2 separate regions of the Homo sapiens genome follow, and region 1 is linked to region 2. A link is a contact called in ENCODE Hi-C or POLR2A ChIA-PET data. All regions are on one chromosome and are shown on one strand. The core of a region is the stretch at or near the end of the contact, and the rest is flanking DNA. Distances in the headings are between cores, read along the strand shown. Region 1 holds the start of NVL (nuclear VCP like). Region 2 has its middle 120 kb from the start of FBXO28.

Evidence for each region. A loop is a pair of places that touch in the nucleus more often than their neighbours do. ChIA-PET counts read pairs that join two places held with the same protein, here RNA polymerase II (POLR2A). Pooled maps may share reads with other maps.
Region 1: a map of CD4-positive, alpha-beta T cell shows a loop between it and region 2 (7-fold over the local background). The contact joins the promoter of NVL here to the enhancer-like site in region 2. A Hi-C loop is called at or near these places in 7 of 168 maps with a recorded cell type or tissue (B cell, CD4-positive, alpha-beta T cell, CD8-positive, alpha-beta T cell and 4 more), 25 of 37 single-sample maps with no recorded cell type and 21 of 50 pooled maps. POLR2A ChIA-PET finds 5 or more read pairs at or near these places in 3 of 52 experiments (CD4-positive, alpha-beta T cell, MCF 10A and activated B cell).

Annotation. Positions count from the first base shown.
Region 1 is chr1:224,327,821-224,335,177 of GRCh38, reverse strand. It overlaps NVL (nuclear VCP like), which reads left to right and starts at 5,006. Exons shown (of 23, transcript NM_002533.4): 1 at 5,006-5,107. The coding sequence starts at 5,051. RefSeq lists enhancers at 837-1,131, 4,789-4,938, 4,959-5,008, 5,199-5,248, 5,299-5,438.
Region 2 is chr1:223,993,692-224,000,633 of GRCh38, reverse strand. It overlaps the pseudogene SEPTIN7P13. Among named protein-coding and RNA genes, the nearest start is that of FBXO28, 120 kb to the left of the region's middle. Within about 2 kb of position 1,358, at least 3 of the 41 ENCODE cell types and tissues checked have a DNase peak (open chromatin) inside an H3K27ac peak, as active enhancers do; they include B cell, where a contact is called at or near this core.

The DNA.
Region 1 (7,357 bases), core at 3,757-6,256, 330 kb before region 2:
GGAAGTGGCCGGGAGCAGTGGCTCACGCCTGTAATCCCAGCACTTTAGGAGGCCAAGGCGGATGGATCACGAGGTCAGGAGTTCAAGACCAGCCTGGCCAAGATGATGAAACCCCATCTCTATTAAAAATACAAAAAAATTAGCTGGGTGTGATGGTGGGCACTTGCAATCCCAGCTACTCGGGAGGCTGAAGCAGAGAATTGCTTGCACTTGGGAGGCGGAGGATGCAGTGAGCTGAGATCGTGCCACTGCACTCCAGCCTGGGCGACAGAGCAAGACTACATCTCAAAAAAACAAAAACAAAAACAAAAAAAACAGGGAAGCAGAGGTTGCAGTGAGCTGAAATCATGCCACTGCACTCTAGCCTGGTCGACAGAGTGGGATGCTCTGTATTAGTCAATTTTCACACTGCTGATAAAGACATACCCAAGACTGGGTAATTTATAAAGAAAAACAGACTTAATGGACCTATAGTTCCTCGTGGCTGGGGAGGTCTCACAATCATGGTGGAAGAGTAAAGGCACGTCTTACATGATGGCAGATGAGACAGAATTAGAGCCAAGCAAAAGAGGAAACACCTTATAAAATCATCAGATCTCATGAGACTTATTCACTACCACCAGAACAGTATGGGGGAAACCACCCCCATGATTCATTTATCTGCCACTAGGTCCTTCCTACAATTCATAAGAATTATGGAAGCCACAATTCAAGATGAGATTTGAGTGGCGACATAGCCAAACCATATAACCCTGTCTCGAAAAAGAAAAGAAAAGAACATAACAGAACAGAACTCAGTCTCCAGCTCCCAGCAAGCAGGAAGCCTCATTTTTGCATCTCAGTAAGGATCCTCTGACATGCAAACTTCATCTTTTTCTCCATGTTCCTACTATACATAGAGTGGTCATACATTGTCCAAACTAGAACCTTTTTGAGAGATAAAAGGAAGACACTGAACATGTGAATGAAAAATGGCCAGACCAAATGCAAAAATAGAACTCTGACTCACAATCTGCAGCAACCAGACCAGAAAACCAATATATCATCTACAAGTCAGACATGTAGGAAGTTAGATCACTATCACTAGCAAACAATCCAGGAACCCAGCAACAACCCCTGTAACAAACGGCCCCAGATGGCAAAAACTTTATTAATAAATGATAGCTTTTCTAATTTTTGGACCTGCTGTCAACATAGGACCAAAAAGAAAACCAACTGTGCATCCCAACCAAACACATAGGATGCTCTGCTAGTTCTATTTAGCCCACCTATAGCTTCCCTATGACAACAGTCTTCAGTTAGGGCGTACCTGAAGCCTTCCCCTATTCCCCACCATAAAGTTTTCCCACTCCTCTGCCTGTCTTTGAGGCTCTGCCAAAACACAAGTGATGGTGGCTGACTCCCTTGTTATAGCAAACTCTGAACAAATAGTCTTCACCTCTTCTTATGTATTTGGTCTTCATGTATTTCCACAAAGGGGATACTAGCAATAATTTTGCTGAATCAAAAATCAGGACTGTCCTGAGCAAATCTGGACATAAATCACCCTAGTTATGAAGCACAATTAGACCAGAAGCTGTTTGCTTGTGAAATACTGTATGAGGTTTAGGAGAAAGTGTGAAAGACAAAAGATAAAATACGCCACTACCACTAGGTGGGGTTACACCACCAAAGAATGGAGGATGCTTCAATTAAAAAAGGAAGTGCTTAAAGTGTATATGCACTTAGGTTACTGTTCAGTAATCTTTTTGGTTTTGATGCATGATATTGTAAATCCAAACATTGGAATCAATGTAAAATGGTCTTCAGGGCAATAATTGATGAAATAATTCCAACGAGAAATGTTCAAGCATATTATCATCTAGTATTAATTCACTTTCAATTATTGCCTTCTGCACCTGAAGCAGTAGTGAGATGAACAACACATTCCCTGCCTTTAAGAAGGAGGTGGCTGGGTGCAGTGGCTCATGCCTGTAATCCCAGCACTTTGAGAGGCCGAGACAGGCGAATCACGAGGTCAGGAGTTCAAGACGAGCCTGGCCAATATGGTGAAACCCTGTCTCTACTAAAAATACAAAAATTAGCTGGGCATGGTGGCATGCACCTGGAGTCCCAGCTACTTGGGAGGCTGAGGCAGAAGAATCGCTTGAACCCGGGAGGCGGAGGTTACAGTGAGCCAAGATCGTACCACTGCACTCTAGCCTGGCAATATAGTGAGACTCCACCTAAAAAAAAAAAGAAGAAAAAGAAGAAGAAGGCAGCATTCTAGAGTACTTCAAGTTTACATATGAATGGCTGGTTACATAATTTGTAAGACCCAGTGCAAAATGAAAATAAGGGACAGCTTATTCAGAAAGCATTTCAAGATGGCAACAGTACAGCATTAAACCACCTGTGGGGCCCTTCTGAGCACAGGGCCCTGTGTGACTGCAGAGGTCACATACCCATGAAGTCAACCCTAAGTGTAGGATAGTATTCTATGACAAATTATAGACTAATAAACTATATTGCCTAGTACATGTCATGATACTACTAGGCCTTTCAATGTGGTTGTTTATTTGTTCGTTTTTTTGAGATGGAGTTTTGCTCTTGTTGCCCAGGCTAGAGTGCAATGGCGCAATCTCAGCTCACTGCAACCTCTGCCTCCCAGGTTCAAGTGATTCTCCTGCCTCAGCCTCCCAAGTAGCTAGGATTACAGGCATGGGCCACCACACCCGGATAATTTTGTATTTTTAATAGAGACAGGGTTTCACCACATTGGTCAGGCTAGTCTTGAACTCCTGACCTCAGGTGATCCACCTGCCTCTGCCTCCCAAAGTGCTGGTAGTATAGGCATGAGCCACCATGCCTGGCCTCAGTGTGTTTTCATTCTATGTTGGACATTTGGCATGCACAGAATTACATTTCATTTTAAAAATTACTGAGCATTGACTACATTTGTACTATATGCTGTAGGGAATCTTTGCTAACATTTAATCAAGCACATAAATACCTAATCAAATTTTTTAAATGTTATAAAAAGTTAGTTATAATTCTTCCACTTTTCCCCACAAGCCTAAAGCGCAGAGCAGAGACTGAAACTGGTAGGCACTCAATAAACACTTGTTGAATGAATGCAAGAAGGCTGGAAAGTCCAATATCAAGGAGTTGTTATTTGGTGAGGGCCTTCTTGCTGTGTCATCCCATGGCAAAAGGCAGAATGGCAACAAAAGAGCCAAATTTTATTCAGCCTTAAAAGTGAAGGAAAGGCCAGGTGCGGTGGCTTATACCTGTAATCCCAGCACTTTGGGAGGCCAAGGCAGGTGGATCACCTCAGGTCAGGAGTTGGAGATCAGCCTGGCCAACATGGCAAAACGCCATTTCTACTAAAAATACAAAAAATTAGCCGGGTGTGGTGGTACACACCTGTAGTCCCAACTACTTGGGAGGCTGAGGTGGTAGAATCTCTTGAACCCAGGAGGCGAAGGTTGCAGTGAGCTGAGATTGCGCCACTGCACTCCAGCCTGGGCAACAGAGCAAGACTCTGTATCAAAAAAAAAAAAAAAAAAAAAAGAAAAGAAAGAAGGAAATTCTAACACATGCTATATGAGGGCATTAAGCTAAGAAACAAGCCAGTCACAAAAGTCAAATACTGGAAGATTCCACTTATATGAGGAAGTTAGTGTAGTCAAAATCATAAAGACAGTAAGTAGAATGGTAGTTGCCAGGGGCTGGGGGGAGGGAGGAATGGGGAGTTATTTTTTAATTAGTATAGAGTTTTAGTTGTACAAGATGAAAAGAGTTCTGGAACTAGATGGCAGTGATGGTTGCATATTATGAATGTATTATCACTAAACTGCACACTTTAAAATGTTTAAGATGGTGAATGTTCTTATATTTTACAACTAAAAAAATAAAAAATAAAACTACACATAGTGAAGAAGTAGGAAATGAAGTTGCAACCAAACGGATCAATATTTTGAGTGGGAAATCTAATACTTAATTCAGTGCTAATTTTTATATTTTTAGTAGAGACAAGGTTTCACCATGTTGGCCAGGCTGGTCGTGAACTCCTGACCTCAAGTGATCTGCCCGCCTCGGCCTCCCAAAGTGCTGGGATTACAGGTGTGAGCCACCGTGCCCGGCCTCACGCCCTTCTCTTAATTCCATTTTCTCTCCCCTCTGCCCCTTAATACACTGCACTTAACCTTGTCATAAGCCAAGGAGGACCTGAAATAAGAATACTCAAAACACGGTTGAAATAAACAAGAAGACAGAAACTAAAGCCAGCATTTTTTTTTTAATGCTTGGTAACTGTCCCTTTGTGTCTCCCTAAGTGCAGGATAAACTTCTTGGGGCAAATACAAACGTTTGATAAAATTCTGGGCCAAGGAGTCCTGCACTGGATATATTCAACAAATTACCTGCCGATGATAACAGCGTAAGTCAAACGAGTTCTAAAAGTAACAAATGACTTAGTTATCTGGATAAATCCGTCCTTCCTTTTCTTTTTCACCTAGCCCTTTTGTCGGGCCTCTAAAATGTAAGATAACTACGTGGGAAAGCAAGCAGCGGCTGGTGGTGTGTTTTTACCCTGATTTTATCACTCCAAGTATCTACCGTGGCTGGTTTTGCGAAGACTAGCTTTGTATCAGAATGAGGTGTGGCTGGAACGCCTGAGGAAAGCAAACCAAGTTTTCCAGAGGACGCCGTTGACAGCGTCTCCGCACACCGCGCCGGGGTAGGAACTTCCTCCCACCTGGTTCGCCCGGCGGGGAACCAATAAAGTTGAGCGCGTTCAAAGGGGTCCTAATCTTCCAGGGTCCACTGGGCAGGCCTGCAAAATAAGGCCCCTAGAAACTCCCTGAGGTTTTCAAGTCTTCTCCCTCTCCTCGGAATTTTTTCCCCTTCATTCGCATTACTTTTATTCTGACGGAAACGGCGCGGGCTAGGCCCCAGGAGGGGCGCATTTCAGGTGCAACTGGCCCGGCGATCGCGGCGGGCAACCCCTACGAGGCCCCCGGTTGACTAGGAGCTGGCGGTCCGAGCTGTGGCTTGGAAGACCGACGCGATGAAGCCCAGACCTGCAGGGTTCGTGGATAATAAACTCAAGCAGCGAGTCATCCAGGTGTGTATTCTGCACCGCTTGGCCTCGCCAAGGGCCCCGATCGCTGCCCCAGGGTGCCACTCCCCTTTTGTCGGGTGGCATCCAGGTGGAACTCAACTAGTCTTCTTTCCCCAGTCTGGGTCTGGGCGTGCGTCTGTTTCTCCTTAGTTGGTGCTGCCGGGGCCTTCCCTACCCACGTTGGTGCGGAGTCTCAGGGAGAAGCCGGGGATGGTGGGAGGGTGCAGCTTGGTAGGGCTGCCCAAGTTGTCTGGTCGTCTTCAGCGCAGATCATTCAGTAGAGTGGAGGTAGCCTTTGAATTTTAACCTCTTTGGCTTGTGAAGTTAGCACAGGAATGGTCTTCAAACGCTCGCATTGTAAGAGGTCCTTGAGAAGGGGTGGCATAAATAATATGTTAATTTCCGTTCTCAAGGAACTTACACACTAAAACGAGATAACATGGGTCTGGCAACAGTAACAGGCACTTTGCCTACGGTTTTCTCATTTTCATGACCATCAGTAAAAAGCAGTGTGTGGCAAATACCTCAGAATGTAAGCAAGCAGTCTGAGTTAAAAGGTGGGAGAGAATTTTCTTCACTTAGGAATTTGTGAGCTACACATTCTCCTTGTTTTTCTTTCACTTCACCAGCCCCTAAACAATCTCCTTTTCGGACCCATCTTTTCCTACCAACTTGTAAATGTTGGAAGTGCTCTGTGCCACTGTTCTCTTACCTCCCCTTCCTCCTCTTTCCTCATACACCTTTCTTATCTATCCATACTTCCTATGTGATCTCATTTAGTGTAATAACCTTTGAGTAGTATCTACATACTCTATTATCTATGTATTTATTTCATTTTATTTTTATTTTTCTGAGACATAGTCTCGCTCTGTTGCCCAGGCTAGAGTGCAGTGGCTGTTTATGGGCACAATCATAACTCACTGCACCCTCGGCCTCCCTGACTCAAGTGATCCTCCCTCCTCAGCCTCCCCAGTAGCTGGGACTACAGGTGTGCACCACCACACCTGGCTAATTTATTATTATTATTATTATTTGTAGAGACGGGGTTCCACTATGTTACTCTGGCTGGTCTCTAACTCCTGGGCTCAAGCGATCGGGCCTCAGCCTCCCAAAGTGCTGGGATTACCGGTGCAAGCTGCTGCACTGGCCTCTGTATATTTATGACTGCTAACTTTATATCTCCAGTCCAGATTTTATCTTGAAGTACAGATTGATATATCCAGCTGCCTAGTCAGCATATCTCCAAATTAAAATGGCCAAGTGGAATTTGTGATTTTTTTCTTCCTTCAAATCTGCCCTTTCTTAGTGTTCTGTATCTCAGTAAATGATACTACCGTTCGTCCTGTTGTTAAGGCCAAAAACCTTAAGGATCATTCTGAGTCTTTCATTTCCTGTATACCATCTGTCAACAGCCTGGTTGGCTTTACTTTCAAAATATATTCCAAGTACTTCTTACTGTCTTTCCCTGTAACCATCTTAGTCCAAACCATCATCTCTACCTTATACTATTACAATAGCCTCCTAACTGATCTCTCTGATTCTGCTTTTACCTAAAGCCTATTCCCCACAGAGCAGCCAGAGACATCTAATTTTTTTTTTTTTTTCTGCTCACTGCAACCTCTGCCTCCTGGGTTCAAGTGATTCTCCTGCCTCAGCCTCCCGAGTACGTGGGATTACAAGTGCATGCCATCACGCCTGGCTACTTTTTGTATTTTTAGTAGGGATGGGATTTCACCATGTTGGCCAGGCTAGTCTCGAACTCCTGACCTCAGGTGATCTGCCCGCCTCAGCCTCCCAAAGTGCTGGGATTACAGGCGTGGCCAAGACATCCTTTTAAAGGGAAAAATCGGGCTAGGGGAGGGATAGCATTAGGAAAAATACCTAATGTAGATGACGGGTTGATGGGTGCAGGAAACCACCATGGCACCTGTATACCTATGTAACAAACCCGCATGTTCTGCACATGTATCCCAGAACTTAAAGTATAACTAAAAAAAAGGGGGGGGAAATCAGAGCTTGCCATAGCCCTGCTCAAAACCTTTCAGTGGAGTCACAGACATCTAGAGTAAAACCCAGTCTGAAAAGCCCTGCATATTCTGGCCTCTGTTGTCCTAGTTTACTTTTCCTCTCCTGTCCCAGCCACACAGACCTTCTCAAACATGCCAAGCACAGGACCTTTGTTCTCGTTGTTCAGTCACTCTGAATTACTCTTCCTCTGGATGTTCCCGCGTCCCACAACTTGCTCCTTCACTT
Region 2 (6,942 bases), core at 109-2,608:
GTTTAGGAAGTTTACATTTTCTTTATCTGGTGATCTTCTAGTCAAAGGACAACCCAGTCAAATCTAACATCTCAATATCTTGAATTCACTTCCATCTCCTTTATAAAGACAGATCATTTATTCATGGTAACTGTGGCTGACGCAGAAATATCCAAAGTAATTATACCACTCCTTTACCTACTTACTCTTTTAAACAACATAGTACTGTATTCTAGAAAGTGATACAAAAATATAGTTAATCTACATGAATCATCTCCCAATTTTACTTAAAAATATTTCTGGTTCCTTTATTACCAAATGAAGCCCATTCTACCTTCAGTAATATGCTGTATACCAAACACACATTTTAACCTAACAGCTTAAATTTTAAGATATTTCCCTGTTTAAAAAAAAAATCAGTTCAACAACTTAATTACTTATTGACTTGCTAAGACAAATGAAGATTTGTATTTTACACACATAAGGAATGTTTATAAAGCTTCTTTTCTTCTCTGGCCTATGAAATTCTGTATGTCCATACATGGTCAAATACAAAGAAGTCAGCGACATATGGAAGAGATCCAGAAAACATAACTGCAAACTAGTGCCATTCACAGGATCCAACTGGACCCTATCATCTGCTTTTACAAGTATCCTCATGGGATCCATGGAAAACAAATTAGTTCGAGTCCAAGAATTTCAAACTTTTCTTAACAAATCTATTCCAAATGGCCACTTTCCCGTGCACTTTCCTTAAGCAGGCCACATCAACATCTTTTATGGCATCACTCAGGGTTCTCTAAGATTAGCTGCATAATTTAATACCAAAAAAATGAATCAAGAACATTGTCAAATGTTTTTCCCTGAAAAATAAATAAAACTAAAACTATCGTCTATGAATCATCTATGTATAATTCATCTATTGAGACCTCTTTTGGCATCCGAGATTCCAGAAATCAAAGGTACTCATTTTCTAATACTGAGTGTATACAGTATACAAGAGTATTAGTATACTGAGTTTTCAGTTTTACAATCTGAGGAAAAAAAGTCAAACAATGTTGATTATACAGCTTCATATACACTAACCTTTTCTAACTTAATGTTTATACGCCATTTATTAAGGTAAATTAAGAAGTTATTTAATTAAGCATATAACATTTTGAAGAGAGGGTTAAAATTTTCTGTCAAGAGCTTACCTCTACCTACACTTGCTCAAGAGGTAGCATTACAGCCAAAACTCTGAAGACATTGGAATGGCCTGAGATACTCCACTTAGCTCAAACACAAAAACTATCTATTTCCCTTATTTATTGGCTCAAAAGATGAATATCATCTTAAATGTTTCATCGTGTTCCACAAGACAATGAAAGAGGAAGTAACCAATAGTAGAACAGTTATGCCTGAAGAATACTTCCTTCTCACGAAGACCCAGGACTACTTTACTGAGAAGAAAGTTGATCCCAAAACTCTAATTTGGCTTTCTATTCTGAACCTCTCCACTCCTCATATCCCTGTCTCCTTACTGAGACCTCAAATCCCTTGCCCCTCTCATTTTCTATTAGCAACCTCCTTCCCAAAACCTTTATTTCTTTCCCTTTCCAACTCAAATCCCATTCTGGATTAACCCCTCTTTCTATTCCTATACCATAAAATTCATGACCTTCAACCTCAAAAAGAATTTCTCTGCTAATATTACTCTTATGTGCTCCTTAGTCTCATGCCTCTCCCATTTCCTAATAGGCTCTTCCCAAGCCCGTGCCTGTCACAATGCTCAGTGAAGTACCTCACATCACCACTTAAAAATGAGACCATTCCCAGTCTGTCTGAATCAGCACTGTACCTTCCATGGTACAGTGTGTGTGAAATTTATCTTTTTCCTAAAGCTAATTTCTCAATCTATTCTAGGGAACTGATTAATTTCCATTTTAGATTCATCTTGACAACCGTTTACACTATTTCCCCTATATCTTCAAGACTACTGGGCTTGGTAAAGAGCCAGCCAACTATTAAAAAGATTACATTCTCATTTTCTAACTATATTCAGGCTTCTTGAATGACTCTGACCCTGTCCATAATATGGCATGTTCTTTCCTAACTGGGCACAAGAGTTTAGATTATCTTCAGCTAGTTTTCAGTATATAAAGGAATACACCTCTATGGTTCAATCAGGAAAGAGGACTTCTACAGGATTCTACTAAGGATCAATCTGGTTCTCAAATGTTACAGGTCTTCTTTTTGGTACAGAAAAGATATTTAACAGTGGTGCACAGGCCTGTCTTAAAAATCCTACTAGAGATATTCTCTAGTACCTCCATTACCCCTTTGTTTTCAAGATAAAGAGAGTTTCCGGGAAGATATTCACAACAGAAGAGGATATTTTTGAAGTGTTACTTTAAAGGAAGGTAAAATGGGTTTAGGCAATTTATTTTGAAGCTAAGCCAATGTAAGAATTCTAAAATAAATTGAGGGCATGTCACATCTTTAACAGATGCTCACCTGGGGAGAAAATGTCTGCAATATCTAAAATGTAGGGGATTATTAGATTTTTCAAACTCCTATAAATCAGCAAGAAAATGACAGAAAATATTAAGATTACCAAAAGACTTTAATGAAATCTGAACAGTTATTGAGTACAAGACATGTTCAACCTCACTAGAAATCAAATAAAATAAACTCAAATACCTTTATATCTTTATGCACACACAACAGCAATGAGTGCCTAAGTCTACTAAGACATGCACAAGAATGTTCCCGTTAGTAAAAAACTGAAAACCCAAAGGCTTATCTACAATAAATAATAAAGGATATACTTTATACATTCACACAATGGAGTATTATACGACGATGAAAAAAACAACTACACCCAACATGAGTAAATAATACAGACATAATCTTCACTGAAAGAAAACAGATACAAAAAAGTATACGTATATAACGTTCAAGAACAGGCAAATTTATGGAGAAGGCAGTCAGTAAGGTGTTTATCTTTGGGGGTTGTAATACTGAATGCGAGTGAGCACATGGAAGAAACTAGGGTTCTGGAAATGAACTGTATATTAATTTGGATAGTGGTTAGTTTTACCTTTCATATCTAAATTCATAAATACTTAAGTGAAGGTATTCATAATAGATACCCAAATTAAGAAAGTTCAAAGTTCATTTTCTTGCTTAGGTTTAAAATTTCCAATATTTATCACAAAATAAATAAGCATGTAGGATCAAGTTTTTAGAGTAGAATTTTGCAGGTAATTTTAAATCTCAAGCCCTATGAAGGTTACTAAAAAAAAAAAAATTCCCAAAATAGAAACATTAAAAAGGAGAAATAAGATATTTACTTCAAAAAATTACTCCTTTGGGGTCTTGCAGTATGATATATATGAGTTACTGCTCAGAATATATAGACTGTCCTCCTATCCTGTGCACTGGGATGCTCACTACCACTTCTTCAAATCCAGCTAAAAGCATCACGGCCTCAATGAAGCCTACTTCAGCCAGAACTGTTCACGTGCCTCCTCTCTGCTCGTGTCCTACATATTACCTAAGCAGAGCTCACCAACAATATTTTTCATCAACAGCTTAGAGCAGCGCTGCCAAATAAAAATACCATGTCGGTCATGTAAGTAATTTAAAATTTTCTTAGTAGCCACTTTTAAAATAGGAAAAAGGTGAAATCAGTCAATTTTATTTAACCCGATACATCCAAAATATTATCACTGCAGTATACAATCAATATAAAAAATTACGGAGATTTTCTTTTCCATGCTCAGTCTTAGAAATCTGTGGCATATTTTATATTTGCAGAACATCACAATTCAGACTACCCACATTTCAAAGATTAATAGCCACATGTGGCTACAGGCTGCTGTACTATTTAATAAAAAGTGCATATCTAGAGTCTAGCCCCTTGCTTTATAAAGTGTGATCTACCATCCAGCGGCATCAGCATCACCTGGGATCTTGTTAGAAATGTAGAAAGGCAGCCCATCTCAGAACTACTAGAAGAAATAAATTTAACAGGATACCCAGGATTGGAATGCGTAGCAAAGACTGAGAAGCAGTAAATTAGATCACATATAGCATGGGAGTTTTACAGAATTGCTATTGCCATTCAACTATGATATGGTATTATCCCACTGACTAATATAGAACACTATTTAAATAACAATAGTTTTTCTATGAATCATGTTTTCTCTACACTGTCCAATGCAATTTTCTACAATGATGAAAATCTTCATATATGTGCTGCACAAAATGGCAGCCACTTGCCACATGTGGCTGTTGAGCACTTGAAATGTATCTGGAGCAAATGAGAAATTGCATTTTAATTTAATTAATTTTAATTGATTTAAACATGTGGCAAATGACTATCATACTACATAGCACAACTCCAGGGGAATTGGTTACTATGTCACAGTGTCATCTCTAGGAGAATCCTTAGGACAAATTTGGAAAGTTCTAGTCAAGATAATTCTTTCGATTAACTGTACTTCCTCTGTTTTTTTGATTTTATGAAGTCATATTTACCATCTTACACTGGCTAAGGGCAAATTTGCATCTTACCTCTAGGGAAGCATAATGAAAGTTACAACACGTGCTTTGTGTGTATTAATATTATTCCAGCTTATCATCAATTAAAAATACCAATATGTAGACCTGTACAGGCTTTTTAATTCTCTGAGAAGGACCTGGATACTCTGGAGAATACAAATCTGTGAGGAATAATGAGTTGATTAATATCAACTTTCCCAATCCAGATTCGCCTAAAAGAAATAAGGGAAAATATCTGTTAAACTCACCCACTTTACTCAACCTTAAATATTCAACAGATGCTGTAATTGAACTTGCTTTATGCAAGTATTTCTTGGTGAGACAATGAAATGACATTAGAAAATATGCTACAAAGAATAAGTAACTTGTCCTCAGTTTCTTAGCTATCAAATTAAACTCACATTTCCAAGGATTCTTTTCAGCCTTCTAATTATACCACTTATATTCATTAAAAGTAATGTATCTAATAATTACATTTTTAACAGTAATGTATTCCCAAAGAAAAAAAGTCAGTCATTATTTAAAAATCCAAGTTGGATTATATATCACTGCTTCAGTGAAATAAAGTTTTTCTTTATTAATAGACAATAATGAATGAATAATAAACAAGAAATCATGCAGCTATAAAAAGCAAAAATCTGCTAATACAAAGAATAATTAATCACAATGAACATCTCCGTATAAAATTCTAAATCACAAAAAATACTTTCTAATTTTGCCGCCCATCAGCCTAAATATAAGGGTGCTTCTCCACAAACCAGAATCCAAAAAATCTTAGGTAATTACTTTTTCTACCACTTCTACTCAAGGTAGGAGGTAGACACGAAGGAAGCTAGGGCATGATTTCTACTCTGACCACATACTCTTTTTTGACTCTCCGTGTTTAGTCCAATATACATAGTCCGGTGTATAGTAATTATTACAAGTATACCAAAATATAAATGGCTTCAAGGTATATATAACCTAAGGTTAAAACAAATTATAAATCAGATTATGATAATTAACATGGCACAGAGTTAAAGTATTTATTGTTAATAACTCACTTAGCATAATAGGCATGTTTAGCCTAAGTAACTGGTGTCACAATATTTTTATGCCTAGGAGGAATTCTTTTTATATTAGCTCTCAAAAGAGATAAGATTCTCTCCGCGTGGTTTGGGCTTACCCCTTTGACTGAGAGCATGCCACTTTTTACTAGAGGTTGATGTATGACTCAACTTAGAGTTGAGGATGAAAAGTGGGGATCATAGCACCTGCCTATACCCTGGTACAGATCATATGATGTTGATTTATTTATTTGTGGAGTCAGGGTCTCGCTGTGTTGCCCAGGCTGGAGTGCAGTGGTACGATCATGGCTCACTGCAGCCTTGAACTCCTGGGTGTGGTGGTGCGCACCTGTAGTCCCAGCAACTCTGGCAGGCTGAGGCAGGAGAATCGCTTGAACTCAGGAGGCGGAGGTTGCAGTGAGCCGAGATTACGCCACTACACTCCAGCCTGGAGACAAAGTAAGACTCCATCTCAGGAAAAAAAAAATTTAAATTAAAAAGTTCTAGTATCTAAAATGAGCAAAATCGCCAGGCGCGGTGGGTCACACTTGTAATCCCAGCACTTTGGGATGCAGAAGTGGGTGGACCAGCCGAAGTCAGAGGTTGAGACCAGCCTGCAGTGAGCCGAGATTGCACCACTGCACTCCAGCCTGGGAGACAGAGTGAGACTCCATTTCAAAAAAAGAATTAGCCAAGCGTGGTAGCATGCACCTGTAGTCCTAGCTACCGGGGAGGCTGACAGGGAAGGATTCCTTGAGCCCGAAGGTCAAGGCTGCAGTGAGCCTTGTTTGCACCAACTCACTCCAACCTGGGCAAGACCCCATCTCAAAAAAGAAAAAAAACCCACAAAAACAAAAAACAAAACAGAACAGAACAGCATCACTTCCTTATCATTAGTTTGAAGGAAGTGAATTGCCTGTAAAAGTTTCCATTTTCAAAAAAAGTATTAAAATATAGTGTAAAGCCAGGCACGATGGCTCATTCCTGTAATCTCAGCACTTTGGGAGGCTGAAATGGATTGCCCCTGGAGGTCGAGGCTGCAGCTGAGCGATTCTCCCGCCTAAGCCCGGCAAGTAGCGGAGACTACAAGTGCGTGCCACCATGCCCAGCTAATTTTTTGTATTTTTGTAGAGACAGGCTTCCACCATGTTGCCCAAACTAGTCTGGAATTCCTGAGCTCAAGTGATCCACCCGCTTCCGCCTCCGCCTCCCAAAATGCTGGGATTACGGGCGTGAGCCACCGGGCCTGGCCCAATTACTTTCTTCAGTCTGAGCATGAGCGCTGGAAGAAAAGCTCTCACTTGCATATAATTTTTTAGAGACAGAGTCTCCCTCTGTTACACAGGCTGGAGTGCAATGGCGCAATCTC